Linked DNA regions of Homo sapiens: region 2 is linked to region 1. Evidence: chromatin loops called from intact Hi-C (ENCODE). Cell type or tissue: ascending aorta. All regions are shown on one strand.

Region 1 (2,500 bases):
TAATGGGATTTTGCAAAAAGGCTCTGAAAGCAACATCTTACATAGTAGAACTTAGGGTATTTATAAATTCACTGATTTATATAATGCTTTTTTAAAAACTTTGAGCCACTATGAAACCATACATCTGATACATCTACTATTCTAAATACATCTAAATACATTCTAAATATTTAGAAATTATTTAAAAATGCGGTAGTACCTGAAGGAAAAGATAAATATTTTTAAAAATATAACTTTATCCTCCTTAAAAATAAGCCTGCAGAAAACTTAAAAATAATTCTCTTTTGATTTCATGTTGGGTGAATTTAGCTCCTGAAAAGGCAGCTTTGGGGGTGGTGGTAGAAGCAGGGAGGGAAGGAGACCATGTACCCTGAAAAGAGAGTGCAGACTAAAAATCATGAACTTGAATCCCATTATGTGCAATTTGCTCAGCTTCAAATTAGTCATGTCTCAGAAATATAATGGTTGAAAAAGCAGGTCACTGTTCTCAGCTCTTCTAAAACTGCTAAGAGTATGAAGATCAGAACTGGATTAATAGAAAATTGTTGCATTGTTTTCAGCATACCCATAAATGAGACTATTCCAAACATAAACTGTAAGTATCAACAAATCACCAATTATTATTTCTTTAGAAAAGATCATTGTTTCTTCCAAAAGGTAACTTATGTGAGTGGCCTTTTTAAATTTTTAATGTTGAGGATGTAATGTATACTGTATAAGATATAACATACACACATATGTAATCAATTTTCTCAAATTGTGCATGGATTATCTACTTCTTTCAAGGATGTAGCCCACACGATTGTGCTAGTATTGTTTAAGTGGAGGCAACTGGTCTTTACTGTGACCCATTTATGTGAGCTTTTGTTTCTGCTGCTGTTGTTTATTTGGAAGTTGCAGAATTTTAAGAAATTAAATTACAGTTATGCAGAGTATATGTGTTTACTCTCCAATTTATTAGATTTTAAGCTTGTTGCATTTCTTTTAATATATCTTAATGATGCAATAGTTGTAATCCTTCAGTATTTGGGTGTCTGGTGAGAATCTTGACAAGAATCTTGACAAGATTAATCAATTGGTTTTTGGTTGATGTTAAGTCATATTTTTCTGTATTCAATTCTGCTTTTTATTTTGTAAAATGTCATTGTTTTCCTCTTTGTTAACTACTAGAAGTATCTAATGTGGTTTGTAGGAGTACTGTGCAACCTTATAAATTAATCTTTTTTAAAAGAGCATGTTTTTAATTTACTCTTTTGTAAACTCTTAAAAAGAGTTTTCAATTACTCTTTTTTAAAAGAGTAATTGAAATTACAATATTTGACTTAAAAAAAACTTAACTATTTGGTTCTTGCAGTGTAATCATGCTCATGCTAACAATCTCTAATTGCTCTTTTTTTTTTTTTTTTTTTTGTGACGGAGTCTCGTTCTGTCAGCCAGGCTGAAGTGCAATGGCTCACTGCAACCTCCGCCTCCCGGGTTCAAGTGATTCTCCTGCCTCAGCCTCCCGATAGCTGGGATTACAGGCACCTGCTACCACGCCCAGCTAATTGTTGTATTTTTAGTAGAGACGGGGTTTCACCAGGTTGGCCAGGCGGGGTTTCACCGGGTTGGCCGGGCTGGTCTCAAACTCCTGGCCTCAGGAGATCCACCTGCCTCGGCCTCCCAAAGTGCTGGGATTACAGGCACAAGATGCCCGGCTTGAATTGCTCTTTCATCTGATTGTTCTTTCAGTACAACCTGTCTAGACTTCTATTCGAACTTTCCCTTTTCCTGTTACAGTGAGAAACATTTCCTTGAGCTAATAGTGTTATGTGTGGCTTTGTGAGGTTTTCAGGTTCCCTGCCTGAAACCCAGATTGAGACTTCAGGCCTTCCCTTCCTACATGACATTTTACAATGATTTGACCTTAAAATGTTTAAATCCATATAAACTGCAGAAATATTTCTTACCTTATATTCCTCATAAAGGTGTTTCTATGGAGATTTAGAATTTTGAATTTGTTGAAATTATATAAAGGTCCTTAAAACTCCTGTGTGCTACTTGCCTGATTTGCAAAATATCTATTAGGGTGTACTGTGTGCTCAGGATGGGGCTACATGCCGACACGGGGTTGGTAAAGAGGAGACATGGAGCTTGAGTAAACTAGGGGAGCTGTGGGTAGAAAAGAGCCCCTCGTCATCTAAGTTTACAACAAAAGATTTCCTAGGATGTAGTTTTCTAGCATCAAGATAATTTTCACTTATTTATTGGGAATTCGAGAATGTATGAAATTAGAACCCCTACTAATTATACCATCAACTAATTATATTAATATTTCATCTTGAAATAGATATATTAATAAAATGATAAAATGTTTAACATGTATTGAATGTGCAATATGTGCCAAAGCCTGTCTAATTTCATCTGTACAAAACCTTGGCAAATTGGTATTTTTGTACCCCTTTTACATGTAAGGGAACTGAGGTGCAGAAAGATCTAGTAAAACTGCACAAGATTACCT
Region 2 (2,500 bases), 390 kb after region 1:
GTTAGGAATTCAGTAAAGGCTCAACTGAGCAGTTCATTTCTAGTCTACTTGGTGTCAGATGGGGAGGCCAGGGCCAAAGGTTCCTCTTCCAAAATATCTTCTTCATTCATGTGTCTGGCACTTTGGTGTTCCCTGCCCCAACCCCTACACACAGACACACCCCACACAGTGTATTGTAGATTCATTTTTACTCTATTGCTACTTCTGTAAACTACTTTGATGGTAAATAACTTCATATATTTAAAGTTTGTTATTTCTATAATCTCTTTAGCAATTCAGTCTGCTAACATGGCACCTAGGAAATATTCATGGCCTCGTACTTGTTCTGGGTCCATAATTTAGTGGACCTGAGAGGCTTCACAGAGAACTAAATATATACAAATCTTGGCTGAGAGCAGACTCATGTTCTTCTGAAATCGGAAGCCCTGTAGCCATATTCAGTGCAGTACACAATTACAATGTGCTACATAAATGTGGGGACTAACAAACAATTGCAGACTGGATTTTGAATCTACATAGAAAAACTCCCTTCTTTTCAACTTCAGCTTGCTGCAAAAGTTTTCTTATACTTAAGCCTCAGAGGTGTTGAGGTTTTGTTTGTTTTGCAGAAGAAAGAGGCACAATTAGAGGTGCCTCACAGGAAGAGTAAGCCAGCCTTAACTACAGGGAATTCAGAGATGAGATCTGTGATGTCCAAACATTTTTTATTGTATACTTCATCGGTAAGGACTTCGAGCATGTAGTCCTAATATATGTGTCTTTGTAAATTATATACCTGACTTACCATAATAACAAAAGGAAAAGACAAAAATTAAATGTAGCTGTGATTTCTAAAATTTTTTCCTGTACCTCAGAGGACTGTCTTGGAGACTAGAGTCAGAAAAAACAGTAGACAGGCTTTTGCAATTACCAAGTGAGGTTTTTAAGAAAATTGTTCAATTGTCAAGTCCATCTTTAGGATACTGACTAAATAATTTAAGGATGTTGATAGAAACAGTACCCTATCCTTTCCTTTTTTGGGAAGGAGGAGTAGGCACGTTATTATGGGATAGGAGGGCTGAACACTGCAGTATCCAGTGTTAGCAGTCTAAGAAAAGAGGTCAGGGTGGCAATTCCATTGTGAGACATAATTAATATTTGTTAAGGGCTTAGAGCCAATCAGATTAAGAGGAAGGGTCAAAATCATGATTCATTATGACCGCCATGTTCCTGAATTCCAAGCAGATTCCAAAAATGTGACCTAATCTGCCAAGAGCTTTGGCAGATTTACAGACAGACTAGCTTGAGTAAAGTCACCAGCATTGCAGTGCTCAAGATCCTCACTTTGCAATTGAATAGAACTTGGCCTACATTCTTCTGGTTTCAGAATAGGAGCCTCCACTCTCAGCAAAATCTGTTCAATTTTCCTGTTCATCATTCAAGTTTTCTCATGATCTCCATCCTGGTCTAGCTTTCATGCAGTCATTCAATATTTAATGAGTACTACTATGTGTCAGGCAATGTTATAGGTGCTGGGGAGGCAACAGAAAACAAAACAGACATAGTACTTTCCCTCATGGAGCTTACAGCATGATGAGGGGGGCAGGCAATAATATTAGATAACACTAAGTTAAAAAGAAGAATAACACATGTTTTAGAGTGACAGGGGCAACTTCTACTTTTAGTCAAGATGGAGTAAAGAACTAGTTTTGCCGTCCTACCCGTAGCAACCTAAAAACAGGTAAAATAAATGAAACCACAGTTTGCAAAACACTGTGCATCAGGTGACAAGAGGACAGTGATCCCTGAGAGATGGGAAACAGATGAGGTGTATCCTACCACTCCCCCAGCACCCTCCCCTGAGGGAGTTTCCAGGCCACAGCAGAGAGGGGGAATTCAGGAAGAATCTGGTGGACTCCTTGAGTTAAGGTGATGGAGACAAGAAGAGATTAAGGCAACTAGAATTCCTAAGACAGAGAACCAGAGAGAAGAGAGTGTACAGAAAGAAAATCCAGAAACTAGCATGAGTATGGTGAGTGATGATGGGCTCTTGCAGGTGAAGTAACTACCCAAGGCTGAGAGAAGAACCATGTGCAAGGTATTAGAGGGAACAGTACCTGATGCTCATACAGGGCCAAGAAGAGTCCCTCCTTCCACCATCCAGGTTGAAAAAAATCTCAAGATCTATGGAGCATTGAATAGACACACAATCCCCTTTTGCTTCAATAGAGGCAAAAAACCTAGAGTGGTAACTGCTCCAATCCTGCTAAACAAATCTTAAAAGCAGAACTGAAAGGACAAATCTGTTTCCAAATAACTTAACTATATTCCAGAATAAAGCTCAAGGATATTTATAGGAATACAGAAATATCCAGCACAATCTATCAAAGACCTCTGCAAGTAGATCCATGCCCAAATTGGTATTGGGACTGCAGATGACTAATAAATAGAAGAAAATGTGCTCAACCTCCCTAGTAATCCAGGAAATAGGAAATAAAATAACAATAAGACACCTGTGGAG

Evidence for each region. Hi-C counts contacts between places; a loop is a spot of excess contacts. Peaks named below come from ENCODE experiments on the same cell type or tissue, not always from the same donor. Only the 100,000 strongest peaks of a DNase experiment are listed, where the experiment ranks them.
Region 2: it touches region 1 in a loop (4-fold over the local background); 12 of 110 quality-filtered maps call a loop at or near these places.

The regions. Positions count from the first base shown.
Region 1 is chr1:68,226,316-68,228,815 of GRCh38, reverse strand. All of the region lies in intron 1 of WLS (Wnt ligand secretion mediator), which reads left to right. Among named protein-coding and RNA genes, the nearest start is that of WLS, 5.0 kb to the left of the region's middle. In ascending aorta, no CTCF peak of the experiment used is centred here; no DNase peak of the experiment used is centred here.
Region 2 is chr1:67,839,362-67,841,861 of GRCh38, reverse strand. All of the region lies in intron 1 of GNG12-AS1 (GNG12, DIRAS3 and WLS antisense RNA 1), which reads right to left. Among named protein-coding and RNA genes, the nearest start is that of GNG12, 7.1 kb to the right of the region's middle. In ascending aorta, no CTCF peak of the experiment used is centred here; a DNase peak (open chromatin) is centred at 1,244; H3K27ac peaks cover 2,500 bases.